Regions from separate parts of the Mus musculus genome. Here region 1 is linked to region 2. A link is a loop called in an ENCODE intact Hi-C map of the cell type or tissue named here. Cell type or tissue: left cerebral cortex. All regions are shown on one strand. Links, peaks and the distances in the headings refer to the core of each region. The heading gives the core; the rest is flanking DNA. Region 1 holds the start of Hey2 (hairy/enhancer-of-split related with YRPW motif 2). Region 2 holds the start of Tpd52l1 (tumor protein D52-like 1).

Region 1 (8,329 bases), core at 313-8,312, 600 kb before region 2:
CATCTGGGTAGACTCTGAATTCATTCTAAACTTTATATTTAACACATCAATTACTACAGCATAGCTGATGGCATTAACTTGCAAAGACCAGAACAAGGCATCAAAGAAATGATTTACTAAATAAATAGTAGGAGCAATTGTGTTCCTAAAATCATCCTACAAATACTATGCCAGCTGAAAAGCTCTTGAACTTTGAACTCTGCCTTCATTAATGATACATTTTCTTAAGAGACATTTTATAGTCATTACTATTGAAGTTTGCAGCAGTTAAACAGTTGAATATTAATTCTTGAGGATATGGATATAGTGTTTTAACAAAGCATCAAAAGTAGAATGTTCAAAAGTAGAAAAATCCCAGTAAGTCTTTAAGATAAACCAGTAAAGGAAATGACCTAGGAAAGACGTTCAAGGTCACCAGCAGGTGTCACTGTGTATTCTAGGATCACAAACAGAAAGGACCAATTAATTTGCAGTTCACTTAAGGAGCATCTTTTGTGCCTAAGGATTTACCAACCATTTGAAACCATTCTTAAATATTCCTGTGGTAAATGTGCAGCTTCATGTGGGTCCCCTAACAGGTGGAGGGGGCTGTCTTCATCTCTGTTCCCTGCCATTAGATCCCCTTTCCCTACCTGGACTGCCTGGTTGTGCCTCAGTGGGAGAGAGCATTGCTTAGTCCTGCTAGGACTAGATTTCTCAGGACGGGCTCTCTTTTACTGAGGAGAAGGGGAGGGGACAATGGGGGGATTTTAAGGTAGGACTGGGAAAAGAGGAAGGATGGGACTGTGATCGGGATGTAAGTGAATAAAAAAAAAGTAAATTATTGGAAGAAAAAAAAAACCTTATAAAACCCTACAAAAAACAAAGTCTTGCAAATACATTTTCATTGCTCCTCTTCTTAAATAAAGCAAAAGTTAGAAACCAAATGAAAGAAATGCCCCACTGATAGTAACTTGGGTCTTGGTGGCTTCTAACTAACTTCCTAGAGGAGCTGAATAATTAAACCAATATTTTTTTTCACTACACTTAAAAAAATTATCAGCAAATAGTAAATAGCAGGAGTGTCCGTTCTTCAGCAGCTCTAAAGAGTATTCTCCTCTAATCGTGGCAGGGCCAGCTCACTGGGGTTGGCAGCCAGACTCTGTAAATGGGAAAGTTTGTGTTTACAGTAACTAGCTGCCCAATGACTGAGGCGTGCTCTTAAGATTTAAGTCAATATTTAAGAAAAGAGCCGAACAAACCAAGACTAAGGAAAAAGATCACAGAGTGACTGCTTCTCAGTGTCATATTGCAGATATTTCAGTACTCAAAAAAGTACTCAGAAAAGCACAACAAACAAACAACATAGGTCATCTTCTCTTCATTTGCAGCGCATTAATCCAAAGCATAATTTATAGTAAGTTATCAAAGACAGACGTGGCATACGAAGTGCAGAGTTTGTGTCTATTTCTTCTCAGTCTTAAATACACAGAGTCAACAGTAGCATATCATGCCCGTACTTCTCCTTGTTCACCATGTCCATGAAGATGTCTCGGGAGCTGCTGTGAAAGCAGCCAACGGTGGCCCTGGATGGCCTCCAAAAGCTCTCTGTGGAGCTTGCTTTACAATGTTTGCAGAATCACGAAGTAAACAAACCGACAAAAGTGGCATAAACAGCCAACACCCAATTTGGAAGTCAACTGATAACATTTTCAGCACAGAAATGGCCACATCCTTGGAAATGTGCTCTTAGAAGCCTTTGCATCAGCCACAGCGGCAGAACAAGAGACACAAATCCATAACCACAAAGGGAAGTGTAACTGTTTGTTTTCTAATTTTCAAATGGCAATCACCTTTCCCTTTTTTTTAATGTAAAAGAATACCTGAACTTTGAAAAGCAATATTTATGACTAATTTGATTTTTTTTACCAAACTTCCAAATTATATCCTAAATCAAATATAATGTTCTATTAACCCAAGAATTAAAAACAAAAGTAGCTTTCTAAATAAGCTGTATTATTATAATTTAGGAAACCAAAATAGAAGCCTTAGTTCCTTAACTTTGATTTTTTTTTTTAAATAGTACTTTGAAAGTTTGAGGGAAAAATGATATTTCACACACAAAACTTTTGTTTTCAAGAATACCATATACAGCACAGTTTTAAGCAAAACCCCTGCTGGCTTCATGGAAAGAACAGAGAAAGCAGGAACACAATTACCCTTAAGGGGAAAATAAGCTAAAGAATGGAAATGTCTTCGACTTCATGATGGATTATGTTTTTAATAGTTCTGCCACAACAAAGCATTTTATTGAAATAGCTCTTCTACGCCGGATCAGAGTGTGCAGAGCACACACCATTATTTTAATGATCTTCAAGAAGAATCTACAGTCCCAGATGAGAAAGTCAGATGCTTTGAGCTGGTTTTTTTTTTTGGGGGGGGGATAACTTACTTGTTTTTCAAAAGCTGTTGGCACTAGTCTTCTCAATTCAGATAAACTGTTATTTATTCGATCCCGACGCCTTTTTTCTATGATCTAGCCCAAGGAAAGCAAAACAAAAATCTAAGGGTACAGTACACATACAGAAAAATTATCCAAGTAAGAAAATAACAACAGTGATACACATGCTTAATTACATGACACAAGGGGGGGGGTGTCACCTACCCCTCTCCTTTTCTTTCTTGCCATAATCTGAGAGGTAGTTGTCGGTGAATTGGACCTCATCACTGAGCTTGTAGCGTGCCTGTGAAGGAGGAAGACAAGTCAGGTGCTGTATCAAGGTCATAGGCCCCTTCCCTGCCCCAGTTCATGGCACCCAATAATATTCTGACTGACTGCGCATTATATTACTTTTTTCTGTCTGTTGACTTTTTTCATATCTATGCTATTTGGAGGCTTTATTTTAGTTTCCAGATAATAATTATGCCTTAACAATGCTGTTGAGGCCTTGAGACAGCTTAGCAAGTAAAGGCAGTTGGCCACAAAGTGTGATGATCTGGCATGAGCTCCAGTCCTTTGGGCCCACAGGATGCATGGGGAAGAACCACTTGCACCTCCACAAACAGAAGTGACGGTGACAGTGACATGCACCTAGCCGGACACGCACACTGAATAAGTAAACATGATTTTCGAAATGCTATGCTGCCCATTCAAGTGGCAAAAATGAACCTGAACTTTTGAGTTCTCTAATGAAATGATAGCCAGTTAGGGTGACAGGTCGGGGGATTAGTGTGTCCTATTTCTCTCATGTATTTCTCAAAAGTCACCAACCCATCTGGATGTGTACTCCCATTCTCTTCTGCCAGACATACTGAACGTTCAAGAGCAGCACATGTCGAATGTGTCTCTATATGCGACTTTTAAAACAAAAACCTAATTCTCCTACTATCCCCAAACCTTATTGGATAGCCTAAAAAGAACAGATTGTAAGTTTTGCATATTGATCCTCTAAAAGAATATCCTAACCATATCATTGGGTGGAAAGTTGAAATTTAGTTTTTGCACTTTTCATGCTTTAACTTTGAAAATGAAACTGTGCCACCAGCCTTAAAACCAAGCTGATATCTCGAGAAGCTGCAATTCACCTTGAGTTTACTAAAAGGTATTTTTAGACTGCAAGGTTCAATCAAGTGATTATTTGGTGGTGTAGTTGGTCCATTAATGTATACTCTCCTAGGACTTTCTGTCACTTTGAAATTCACAGGTACTATGCTTCTTTAGTGTCTTAAACTCTCCAGGTCCTCTCTAGTTTTGAGAAGTTCTATTACCACCCCTTCGGCTCACTTCTGGGTCTTAATTCGAAATCAACTGACTCCTTCCTCACCCCTTCTAGTGACAGCCTACGGTTTCATTTTTTTTTTTAATACTTTAACAATGAGAGAGTTGGTAAACTGTCTCATAAGCATCGTTTTTGCTTTAGCTATTTTTCCGGCTTTGATTTCTACGTCTTAAAATAAGCCCGTGAAATAAATCCAGTTTTCTATATGCGGGAAGGATTTCACTCTTTGAGTGACAGCTGCAAATAAATAAATAAGGTGCTTCTGGGCAAGCCAATTAGAAGCAATTATCATTTGACCCCCCCCCGCCTCTAAAATGGTTGGGTAATCTTGCTGTCACAGGAAACAGGAGGTCTGTCTTCTGTGATCAGAACCTTGATCTCCTGGAGACTAAAGGACAAGCAGGCAAAGCAATGCTGTCTCATCTGCTCCTTATATCTGTCACTCATGGGTGGGTCAGCCAGATCACCCTCTGTCGACCTGCGCAGCTCAGCCTGTTTAGCTCAGATGCTTTACCTCCTCAAAAACTCAAGTCGCGATCCCAGTTTCTCTCAAAACAGAAATCCAGTTGTTTTTCTTTTCTCCTGACCTATTTTGGAACTGTCCCTAAATACAGTTCCAGTACCGGGGGCGTCGCCCGGACGTGCCAGTATGCGTGTCCTGTGCTGACAGCCCTGGACCCTCCCTCGCCATCTCCTGCACGCTCCAGTCCAGCTCCCTTCCAGTCGCTCCCACGCCTAGTGTGAACTCCATCTCTCGCCCCACCCGACTCTAGCACCCGCTTCCCGGGGAAAACGGTCTCCTCTCCACCCGAAGCTCCCCGGACACCCTCCCGCTTTTCCGCGCTCACCCAGGGTAATTGTTCTCGCTCCCCACGTCGATGGTCTCGTCCAGGTCGCTTTCGGAGGTCGTTTCCTCACAAGGGCGCTTCATCGCGACGAAGGAGGAGCAGCTACTGTCGCCTAGCGGAACGCAGCGCGCTCCCCGCGGGCTTCCTCCCTCCCTCCCTGCCCGGCTTCTGCAGGCGCCGCTCCCTCGGCGGCGCGGTCGGCTCCTGGAGGTTCTTTCCCACGCTGCAGCCCAGCCAGGGCGCAAGACCCGGTACTGGCCACGCCCCCCAGCGCGGGCGGGGCCCCTCCGCTTCTTCGTGTGCCCGCCCTGGCCACTCTCCAGGCCCCGCCTCCCTGGGACGGTGTGGCTTTCTATTGGTTAATATGGAGGGGCGGACCCGCGCTGGCCAATGGCTGCCGAGAGGCGTTGGCAGAGGCGTGGGAATGCCACCGCGCACCTGGGAGCCGGGAGTGGAGCGCTGGGGTTGACCGCCGGCGGCGGGAGCGGGCGCAGGCGCGAGAGCGCATGGGGCGGGCGTGTCGGGCGAGGGCTCCTGGGTTTTGGGCCATCACCTGCAAGCCGTGATCTCTCCCGCCGAGTTTCTACCCTCGGTTTAAAGAATAACCGCTAGCGCGTGGCTGAGTGCGAGTGAGCGTGTGTGACGTCTAGGGTGGGAGTGCTAGGCTCGGCGACCCACCCCTCTGGGCTGTCCCTCTTCTGGATCAAGCTGCTGAGTGGCTGACCGGAGCGGTCATGTTGACCCTCAGGGGATTTTGAAAGCTTTAAGTCAAAGTTTTTTTTTTTTTTTTTTCACCCTGCCAGCTCCCCAGCCTCTAGGTTGTGGTCAGATAAAGGACGCCCGCTCACCGGTCCAGGTGCCTAACTGCAGGAGGTTGTCCCCGTGCATTGTTGGATTAGTCACCTCTGGTTACTTCCTTTGTATCTCTGGACACAGAAACTGGAGGGAGGGGGTGTAACTATCTCGGTAAATGGCAGGCTTGAGTGGTCTTCCTACTGATGGGAAGAGGGATTGTAGGACACAAATCTGAGTAGGTTTTCGAGTTCAAAGTTCTCGGATTTGGATTATCCAAATTAAATGTCCCAGTCATCCCTCCAGTTTCTCCGGTGTGTGCAGCCACGGAGTTCTTTAGCATCCGGGGAGAGGATTTGTATTTACTTGTACACTGTATTTGTTTTGTAAAGTTTGCCCAGATCGCTAGTTCTTAGTGCACGTACAGCATGGATTGTGTAAACTCCAGGTGTGGTGTTCAGACTCCGTTTTTAAGTCTCTGTCTCTCTCTGCATACTGTGGGGATTTTTTAGCAGGCTCTGCCGACTTTTCCGCGCGCTCAGGAAGTGAGCAAGACAGTCTCGGGGAGTCTGGCGTGAGCTAGACCATCTGGCGCTGTAGCGCTGGGTGGGTTAGTGGAGGTCTAGAGACTCCACATGGTGCTCTTTGTGCTTGGTGGAAAAAGGCCTTTGAGAAAAGAAGACATCCATCAATCACCGAGACCCTCCACCTTACACAGATAATTATCTTTCTGGAAATCTGACTAAGGCACCCTTTCCAAACTCCATTCCTTGGTTACACTAGACCGGTGCAGCGGGAAAGGACAAGAGAAAAAGAGACAGCAAAAGACTGACTGGACTGGGCGCAGATTGGGTTGATGGGGAGTGGGAAGGAGCCGGAGTAACGCCAAGGATCTGCAGCCAGCGTGTCGTTAAAACACAAAACCCCTTCCCTACAGGCCCTGGCCTCTTTTGTGCGGTCCTCACCGCGGTGTCTTCAATAACCGTGTGAACAGAAATCTGAAACTTTCTGTCCTGACTTCTGAAACTCAACTCCAGGCAAATCACAGGATCATCGGGGGCCGGGCGGGGCCTGGCGAGGCAGGATGGGGTCAGCACTGCTTGGCCGCAGAACCGTGGGTGGCGAACTTCCCAGCTCTGCACTCAGTCTCTGGGCGGGCACCTGGGTGCTCACGGACAGCATGGCTTTTCCTCAGGGACAGAGCAGACAGCCCGAGGCTTGCTGGCCCTGTCCAATCCAGGCCTGCACCCTGCGGTTATCCAGTGTTTGAGCTGAGTGTGAGCTCTCCAGGCCTCGCTTTCTCAGCTAGAGTAGGGGGCAGGAGCGAGAGTTCCCAGCGCTTAGTGATGGCTTCACTCCCCCACCCCTTGAAGTTAAGGTTTGCCACGCGAGCACACAATTAATGGAATCTTCCAAACGCCGGAAGCAAGACCTGAAATCATTATAGGCGTGTGGAGCTGGGGTGGCACAACCCTAAGAGATTTTTTTCTCTCTCACTACACCAGTGCATTTAATTATACTGGTTGCAAAAAATTGCAGCGGGAAATGGTTTGCTTGTAATAAAGTAGCAACTGGTTAAAGTTTTTCCATTTTGTCTTTGAAGGCTTAACTGCCATGCAGTGTCATAAAAGAATATGGAGGAGACGTTCAGAAAGCACGCACGGATTTAAAGTTGGTTTGAATGCTTTTTAATCAACAAGGGGCATATATTAAAAGCGTTTAGAATAGAGCCTGCTACGCCAAACATGTGTGTTAAGAAGAACAAATAAGGCAGAAGACAGAATTTTAAAGTCTCCTTGTTAATCTTTAAAATACTTAATCCCAGTTAGAGTAGTTTTCTTTTATATTGGTTGTTCTCAAGCATCCCTTTTTCCTGTCTCCTGTCTAGACACACCTTTTCTATGTCCTACGTCTGGGTCAGAGGTAGAAACAGAATAAACTCTTGCAAGCGCTTCAACCTATTTAAAAAATAATTGAGCGTGGGTGGAGTGGGGAGGAACTGGGGTGGCATAAGCAGGGAGAAAGAAAGAGAACTTTGGAACTTTAAGCCCCATCTCCTCTCTGCGACACTGGTTTCAGAGAAAGAAAGAGTGAGTTACTGGAAGGCTAAGAACCAGGGTAAAAGAAAAAATGTTCTTTGCATAGAGCTATCTGCGTTTTCCTTTTGAAAGATTTGAACAATGGGATAATTAGACAGATAGATACGGGGAGGAGGGACTGTCCTAGAAACGAAATGCCATTAGGAAAGAAAGATCAGGCTGCTGGCCAACAAATCTAAAGGGAAAAGGGAGATGTAGACTTGCCGCCCCTCCCTAAATTGGTCCTTGGTGCTTAAGTGATTTAGCTCACTGAGTAGCAGAGGAAGTTGGGAAAAGCAGAGATTTTTTTGGCGACCAAATGTAGTCGTTTTGATATTCCTCCGGACGAGATCTACCCGTTATTACACTGTGAGTTTTCCTACTTACATTAAGTTTGGCGATCTTGAGCAAGTCTTACCTTGTCCCATAAACTGGAAACTTTAGCTCACAAACTAATTGATTTTTTTTCTTTGCCGCTCTTCTAAAAATTCTCCTGAAGAAGTTTGGAATGAATTGGATATATACATAGTTCTTGGGCTGCTTTCTTCTCTCATAGGGAGTACTGTGGTGTTTTCTTTATTTGAATTGAGATGTCGCTCACAGTTTCTTAAAACAAACCAAAACAAAACACACGACCTACTAGAGCATTTGCTTGTCTCAGCAAGGTATATATAATTTGTGAAGTTAGGGCAATTCTGATATTGAAAGAACTTTAAGTCTGAGAAGTCGACACGCACACAGTTCAAACTAGGAAGCCCAGGGCTTTGCCCCTTTTGAAATGCAAGCATCCAGAAGCCAGTCTCTGTCTCTCTGTTTCTCTATCTCTCTATCTCTGTCTCTCTCTTTCTCAGAG
Region 2 (8,329 bases), core at 328-8,327:
GCTCATCTGTTTCATATATCACCAAGTGGTTGACTAGAAACTGTAGCTGGCTGCCATAATCTAGCATCAAAATACTTTGGGCCAGTTAGCACTCCTTTCTATGACAAAATACTTGAGGAAACAACTTGTTGCATGAAAATATTATTCAGGTTTGTGGTTTCCATAACTTTGGCCCATGGCCAGCTTACTCTGTTGCTGTTGGGCTGTAATGGACAGTTTCAGCAATTTCAGCTCTAACCACAGTTAGAGCTCCTGTGGGACACAGTTGCTTCCTTCATTGCAAGCAGTAAACAGAGCAGGATCCCATTCAATGGAAAAGTCTCAAGGACCCATGTCCTTATCTGGGTCCCACTTCCCACCAACTCCCAGTACTGTCATCAAATTATGAAACCATCCACAGATTAACACTTTGATAAGGGCCCAGTCCTCATGACTGAACCACCTCTCAAATGATTGCAATCACTATAGAGAAATGAAGCATTCCATATACAAGACTACAGGGAGATAATTCATAACAAGACCATAATAAATACTATACTGAATCACAAGTCTGAGATAAAAATTAAGCTTGTGATACAGTACTGAATGCCCATCTCTTTCACACTATTGTAAGGTTGAAACCCCTTCACCAGGAACATGTGAAGGACAACTTCTCTGGGCCAATGAAAAGCAGCTAGCAGTGCTGGCCTCCTGTGGGTTGAAAACTCCACAGTGCTGTTCAAGAGCCCCTTTTCACAAACTCACCCACTCATAATCCCCCTGTCCCCATCCTGCCAAACTCCTTAGGGTGTCTTCTTGTTTTGCTGGAAATAATTTAGTATTTTCACAAAGCAAAAGAATGCGTGTGGAGAATTTCACTTTCGGGAGGCCTTTCAAAGACCTGCTTCTGCACTTCTGAGCTACTTGGATAACCCATATCTACGCCCCTTAGTGCAACAAGGGGCCTCTAGTAACCAGATGCAGGTCTAATCTTGTACACATTTGGTTCCCTTTAGATTTAGAGGCACAAAGAGAGGAGGTAGAGAACCATTTCCAGCTCAGAAAACTGTCAAGTAAACCACAGGTAGAAGCTTACACCTTGGACATCACAGGACTATTTTAGAATCTAAGAGCAAATGCCCATTTAGGGTTCAATCCAGTTCCATCCAGCTGTGAGGGCAAGGGGAGAGTGATGCAGGGCGGCTGGAGAGGCAGTTAAGACTTTTATCTTTCCGGTTAAGAGTTTTATCTTTCCAGGGTCTGAGTGGGATGGGTGCTCGCAGTACCAACTTAGTTACTCAATGTCTGTTTATCTATAATCTAGCTTCTGTCTCATCTCCTCTGCAAAATGGAAAAGACAGCTCAACTTACCTCCTCGGGCGCTACCGTGATGTCAATCAATACATATAAAGCATTGAGAGTAGAGACAGGGAGAAAATAAACAGACTAAGCTACTTTGACTATTGATAACTGGCCCTGAAGTCTATGATTCTCTCATTGGCGTATGCAGCTCACTCTCCTGTCAGTAACATGTGGTGGTTTTACATCTCAGTGTATGAAGTAAGTGCCACATTAATAAAACCATCTCATCCTCTGCTGTGCATTTCATGAAATAGAAATCAAGCCTGGTTTCGCTGTTCCTAATGCTCTGTCTAGAAGACAAAAGCACTCAAATATTTGCTCAAAGATAAAGCAAACTAGTTACACGGGCTCTTAGTCTTCAGGAGCCTTTAGAATTCAGGTGGGTGCTTTTTAGCTATTATAATTCTTTTCCTACCTCAGTGGATAATAGAATTATGTGGATAGCTTTCAAGTATTCTCAGGCTCAGGCCCCAGGGGTTCCAAAATGACAGCTATGGGATCAGCCCAGTCCACTTAACTCCATATCCATGGGGGTCTTCAAACTTGGACATAATTAAGTACAGATAAATAATACTTGAAAAAAACCTATCTGAATGTGTACCGACTTTTCTCTATTGTCATTATTTTCTTTAAAAATACAATATAATTATTTGCATGACAGTTTAATAAATGATCCAAAAACTATTGAAAGTGTGCTGGATATGTATAAGAGGTCCTAGGCAGATATACAACACACTTGAGATCCTTGGATTTTGATATATTTTTTCAAGTAAGTGGTGTGTGTGTGTGTGTGTGTGTGTGTGTGTTACCCAAAGAGACCAGAAGAGGACATCCAATCCACTAGAGCTGGAATTACTGGCAGTTGTGTAGAAGACCAAACTTTGCAAGCGCAGTACAGGCTCTTAAGCACTGAGCTCTCTCTCCAGCAGAGACTTTGGTGTCTTTTTAAGGGTCCTGGTGTCAATTCTCTATCAATACTTAGAAATAACTGCATCTAGTCTGAAAGTCAGGTCAGAAAACTCCAGTATTGTCAGTATCTGCTTCAGTTCAGACACAAAGGCACCTGCTGGACCTCGACTTTCGAATCTGACCAGCAACCAAGGCTCTCTGCTTGCTGAAGGTCAGCAGGAACTTCCCCTGAGGGCCATCTGTAAGCTTTTGTTACATGTAGATTTTCTCAAAGAACTCTGCTCTATCAGTTTAGCCACACACACTCCTCATCTTCAGGATCTGGGCAGTCTCCTCATCCTCCACAGACTCCCTCTCACCCCCAACGCATGTTTGACCATGTGGCCTGCCTCAATGAACTTTTCTTAGTCCAGAAGGGTTTTTGCAGAATCCCTCTTACTCCTTCCTAATGCTTCTTTGAGTGACCCTGCATCCACTGACCCGCACACTGCCCACACATCTATCTGGACTTGTTCACCATTTTGGGTTTTGGGGTTGAGCCTAACTCCAGGGTCTGGAACTGCTTAGTTAATTGCACACTCCTTTCCTATTAAGCTGCAGCTTCCAGGCGGGACCTTGGCTGATACGACCAAAGAGGAGTACGGTTCATGCTGTTCAGACTATTGTGATCCTGGCAGCAAACCAACTGAGTGGCTCTAGTCCTATACACTGCCCAAACTGCCCTCATTCGAGCTGCTTTTGCCCTTAGAATGCATGAGGTCGTGAATCTCTTTACTTCATTTGAAGAAAAAAAAAAGCATTATGTATTTAAAAGGGCACCACAAAATTCCTCAGTGCGAGGAAAGGTGGTCATGATGGCATTAATGCAAACCATTCCTTCTGAGTGCTGCTTCCAAAGTGAATTTCCGAGAGCTTTCGTCCTCCCTGTCCCTCACTCCACATAAGACCATCTCTGGGCTGATGAGATGGCTCGGCAGGTAAAGGGCCTGCTCTAAACTGACTGCTCTTCCGAAGGTCCTGAGTTCAAATCCCAGCAACCACATGGTGGCTCACAACCATCCATAATGAGATCTGACACCTTCTTCTGGTGTGTCTGAAGTCAGCTACAGTGAACTTAGGTATAATAATAATAATAATAATAATAATAATAATAATAATAATAATAATAAAGGCAATCTCTGATCCTTTCTAAGATCCCTTTACTCTTATTTTGAATGATCCTAGAGTTCTCTGGATTCCTCCAGCGAACACCCTGAGCACGGAGAGCAGGTGACCAACCCTCAATTAAGGCAGGCACTGGGTGCGGCTGGGGTGGGGGGTGAGGTGGGGTGGGGTGGGAAAGCGACTCTTCTAAGAACACGAAAAACTGGGATAGGGTTATCAATCTGGATGTCGGGGGCGGGGTTGGGGGTTGGGGGGAAATGTGAAGCTCTCTTGCCTTTGAAGGCCAATCCTCCCACGCTGCAGCCCTCGAATAGCAGGGACACTGAGTCTCCACAAAACCACCACCTCTCGGGTCCGCGTCACCCCCGCCCGCATTTGTGAACTGCAAGAGGTGAGCCCCAAGGCCGGAGTCCAGAAGATCCGGCTCTCCCCACGCCTCCCCGGGAAGAACAGCGCAGACATCCGGAGCCTGAACAACAGGTCCTTTGAACACCTTCCAGGACGAGGAAGTATGGCCCACTGACTGCTGGAAGGGATAGTGCAGACAAGGACACAATCCCTGCAGACCCGCTACTCTGTTTTCAGTCCTCAGCCCTTCCCTGGTCCCCAGCCCCACCGCAAAATCTGAGTCAAGCAAAGGATCCCGAAGGCGCGCGTAGGCGCAGAGTTCCGTCTGCGTAGGATGTCCCTGTCTGTCCCGGAGTAAAGTTAGGTACTGAAGGAAAATAGTCTCTCTGTACATCTGAGGACCAGACCTCGGGGGCGACCGGCGACCACCCACCTTGTGCCTGCGCCTCCATGGTGGCCGGTTTGGAGCTGAGCACCGCGGAGAACACGCGGACTCCTCGCAGAGCAGCAGATGGTAGCGATTCCCGAGCTCGGAAGACAGCTAGCCCCGCCGCCCGTGCCCTCTCCCGGCGCGCGTGTCGCGAGCATTCGTGGAGGGGGCGGGGTACTGGCGGCGGCCACCACTGGCCGCTGCTGGTTACCTCCGCCCCTTCCAATCCACCTAGGCTACACAGCGCAACCGAGAACGCCAGGTCGGGCGCCACCTGCCGGCCGCTCTGCGCACCCAGTGGGAGGCTTCCCCTCCAGCACACAAACGCGCAGACAACCAACACCATAGCCCAGAAGCCCACAAGACACAAATGCCTTGGCAGGAAGGAGGTAGGGAGCGCAGGGGTACAATGCTGAGCCATTGGTCCTGGTGGAGACAGTCAGGTTAGGTTCCTGGGCGCCCCAGTACCATATTCTTTTTGTCAACTGACCATTATATAACTTTGTTATATGCCCATTTATAGAACCCTTACTTAATGTAATTGGCTCATTTAACATTGAGCATACAGTGCTCGGACAAAAACACAGTTTATTAAGGTTATGTAATGTGTATACTTCTTCTATAAAGTTCATCACACTATATTGCACTTAGGGTGTTGGGCATGAATCTAGTTTGAAACGAAACTGGGCAGTGCTGGCGTGGGGGGTAGGGGCTGCAATATTTTGAGATTTTTGTTTACTCCAACAGGCAGAAGAAAAACTGAGTTTGGTGTTACAAGCAAATCCGAGTGAAAAGTGACAAAGGAACATGGAGCCTAAGACACATTAATAGGACATGTGTCTTGTTATCCCGAGCCTGTAGGCTGTGTCACTAGATTGGTGTAGGAGTCCTTTTCAGAGAAGACTAAAACTTCAGTCCTGTGTCAAGGCTTGTCTGCTGGTGTAACTGGAAAGCTAACAGTATGAATGGGCGCTCACACGTCACCCCCACCAGTCTCTACGTACTTCCTTTTCCTCAGCGTCTCACAAACTTCATGAAACAGTCTAGCATTTTCTTATGCTTGGTGTTACATAATTTGCAATTTTGCGTGAAAGGGTGTCATTCTCTTTCTCTATAAAATAGATGGGGGAGTCTGGTGAGATTGAAGGTGTTTATTATATTAAATCTCCTGTAATTTCTGCCAAAGAGCCTCAAGTAGATTTACACTCAGGAAAGATAGTGATTAATCAATCAAAAAGTCGTATTTTTACCACACCCAAGTTACTCTCAAAGTTACAGGATAAAATACAAAAATGGGTGTCCTTTCCCTTGAAAGAAAGAATACTGGTGGTTTTGTGGCATGCACACGAGCATGCCAGTGGTTTGGGTTGGGTGGTTTGTCTGTTTGTTTTTCTCAGTTTTGTGTTGAAGATCTCATAGGTATGTAATCAATTTCATGACATTTACCCTATAATGACTTTTAGTGAAAGTTACCAGGCAGGTACAAAGTGGCTACTGGATGATGAAATCACTTTTAGAGTCTATTCAGGTTTTCTGGTCGTCTTAATCCTAGAAATTAAACACCAAGTCACAACAGTTGACTCCCAGCTGTTAAAAGCTAAAAATAGCTCCTGACTTTTCATCTTAGGCCACCTACTTTCATCTGGCTCATTTCTGATTGCTAAAACTTTAAGCTACTGCCCCTTTAACATTTTGACCATTTTTTTTTAAATAATCATAAGACTTGGACATTCATTCCTTGCAACAGGGATTTGGCTAGATTCCAAGGCTATAAGTGAAGGGCACAATTCTCCCTTTCAAGGGGTTCATGACCTATTGAAAAGGAAGGATAAACAGATCCTTCATGAAGCAGTGAAGGCACTGAGAGCTGTGCGAGGCAAAGGCAGAACCTGCGTTCACCACCAAAGACCCCTCAAGTCAGACCCTGGTGAGGAAATGTGTTTCATGTCCTCTAAATCTTGAAGGATGACAAAGTAGCTAGGTAAATAGCCGTTACTTTTTACTGTCACTGTAGTCAGATACCAGACATGAAGCAACTTAGGGGAGAAGAGCCCAATTTTGTCTCAAGGTATGAGGGGTCACAGTAGGTGGTGGCAGAGACAGTATGGCAGTGGTTGTGTATATGGCTGCATCAGGAAAGCTTGAGGTTGCTTGCTTACACTTCAGCAGACCAGGAAGAGAGGAGAGGGACTGGGTGGAAGGAGGGAGAAAGAGGAAGAGAGAGGGGGAAAGAGGAAGAAAAAGACAGAAGGAGGGAGGAAGGAAAACAAAGACAGAGAAGGAAGGATGGGAGAGGGGAAGGAGGAAAGGAGATATAGAGAAGGGAGGGGAGGGAAGAAAACAGAAAGGAAGAGAGGGACTGGAGGAGAGGGAGAATGAGGAAAGGAGAAAGACAGACAGACAGACAGACAGACAGATGTGGCTTGGCTGTACTCCACAAGACCTCCCTTCCTCATTCCTTTCCTGCAGTGTGAGCTTGTGTGTCCTCTCAAATCAGCAATATTAGCTAGAGACTAAGAGTTCAAACACATGAACTTCTGGGTTTTTTAAAAAAGATTTATTTATTTTATGAATATGAGTACAGTGTTGCTGTCTTTAGACTCACACCAGAAAAGGGCATCAGATCCTATTACAGATGTTTGTGAGCCACCATGCAGTGCTCATAACCATTGAGTTTTATCTTCAAACCAAAGCACAGCCATGCTGTGGCTTAGCTGAGAGAATGTGATTCCAGGCAATGCCTAAGACGTAATCCTTCCTTCTCCTTTTCACTTGCAATCATGGAATTCTTCTTGAAAGTTTAAGCAAACAAGTCTTTTTAGTGGCCATACCTGGAACACAACACACAGACATGAGATTGAGTCAATGAATTCTTGCCCTCTCTGTGAGACTCCTTCTGAAGAGGTGATGGTATAGTGGATAGCATCTATAGCCAAGGGAAGGTGAGCTGGCCTGAAGCAGCTCTAGGCCTTCCATAATGCACAGTGCTGAAGGTGCTCATGAGATGTGGGCAGGGAATAAAAATAAGATGAAAGACTGGAAAGGACTAGCAAACAAAACAAAAACTGTTGCTCTTCTTCATGATCCTAGCTAGGTGCAGAACTCAAGCTTTGGTGTACCCACTCTGAAAACTGCCAGCTGTACAGCTAAGGTAAGTTTCTTAGTCTGGTAGTGCCTAGCTTTCTCCATTTTGTGGTATTCACTGATGTGTTTGTTCTCATCCTCCTGGCCCGTTGGTATTGGCTCCCAGTGTGCTGAACATAAGGACCAAATGAGGGGCTTTGTGTCATTTCTGCCCCTGTGCTCATATTCCAGATAATCTAATTTAATTTATATTTTGAAAGCTCTCTAGGTAATACTGATATTCTCCTAAGACTGAGAATGGCTGTTAGGTATTATCCACAGCAAAGATGAAAGGCACTGATTCTCCAGCTTAAATTAAAAAGTAGTCATTCAGGTAGATAGATGTAGGGAGAGAGGAATGAAAGAAGAGCAAGTATTTATACCCCTAAATGTAGAAGAATTGGAGAGGGCATAGAAACTGGAGGAGGCAGAGATTCAAGAAGCCGACATGAGTCTGTTTGTGTGTCCCACCATCTGTCCTAGAGAAGGCCTGGACCTGACAGTTCTATTGCAGGCTTTCACTCCACCTTCAGTCATGGACAGAGAGTGTGTGCATGTGTGTGTGTGTGTGTGTGTGTGTGTGTGTGTGTGTGTGTGTGTGTGTGTGTGTGATGTATTTGTGTATCTATAAATTTTCAAACCTTTTAAGCAGTGTGAAAAAACAACTGGGACTTTCCTTGAGCACCATTTGGGGTGTGAAGTTAGAGGGCGAGAGACCCTGCTAGAAGCCAAGGACACCCTGAGGGGGCTAGTGAAGAAGTAGCTGTAGAGCCACAGAATAGCTCAAGGAGAGAAGATATGCTGCAAAAAGGGGAAGGTAATTAGTGTCTAGATTGCTTTACCTCCCTGCCTTGTGCTGTACTGAGAAGGGCCAAAGGAATTGGGGAGAGACCACATGAATTCCTGAGGAGGGGCCATCATTGTTTTGTGATTATTATTTTTTTTCTATCTCTGCAAATCTTCCAGTTCTGGGAAGGATAAAAATGGAAGTTGATCTACACAGTTATTTGTGGA

Evidence for each region. A loop is a pair of places that touch in the nucleus more often than their neighbours do. Peaks named below come from ENCODE experiments on the same cell type or tissue, not always from the same donor. Only the 100,000 strongest peaks of a DNase experiment are listed, where the experiment ranks them.
Region 1: a loop joins it to region 2, with 3 times the contacts of the local background. A loop is called at or near these places in 2 of 42 quality-filtered maps.

What each region holds. Positions count from the first base shown.
Region 1 is chr10:30,837,960-30,846,288 of GRCm38, forward strand. Hey2 (hairy/enhancer-of-split related with YRPW motif 2) reads right to left here and starts at 4,824. Exons shown (of 5, transcript NM_013904.1): 1 at 4,607-4,824; 2 at 2,645-2,723; 3 at 2,432-2,515. The coding sequence starts at 4,689. In left cerebral cortex, for the core only: CTCF peaks have their summits at 416 (motif pointing right) and 4,740; DNase peaks (open chromatin) are centred at 2,994, 4,514, 4,943, 5,938 and 1 more place; H3K4me3 peaks cover 3,389 bases; H3K27ac peaks cover 939 bases.
Region 2 is chr10:31,441,517-31,449,845 of GRCm38, forward strand. Tpd52l1 (tumor protein D52-like 1) reads right to left here and starts at 4,442. Exons shown (of 8, transcript NM_001359364.1): 1 at 4,196-4,442. The coding sequence starts at 4,214. It overlaps Gm51764 (a long non-coding RNA gene), which reads left to right and starts at 7,296. Exons shown (of 3, transcript XR_003948861.1): 1 at 7,296-7,343. In left cerebral cortex, for the core only: a CTCF peak has its summit at 4,468 (motif pointing left); DNase peaks (open chromatin) are centred at 4,166, 4,438 and 5,112; H3K4me3 peaks cover 1,551 bases; H3K27ac peaks cover 962 bases.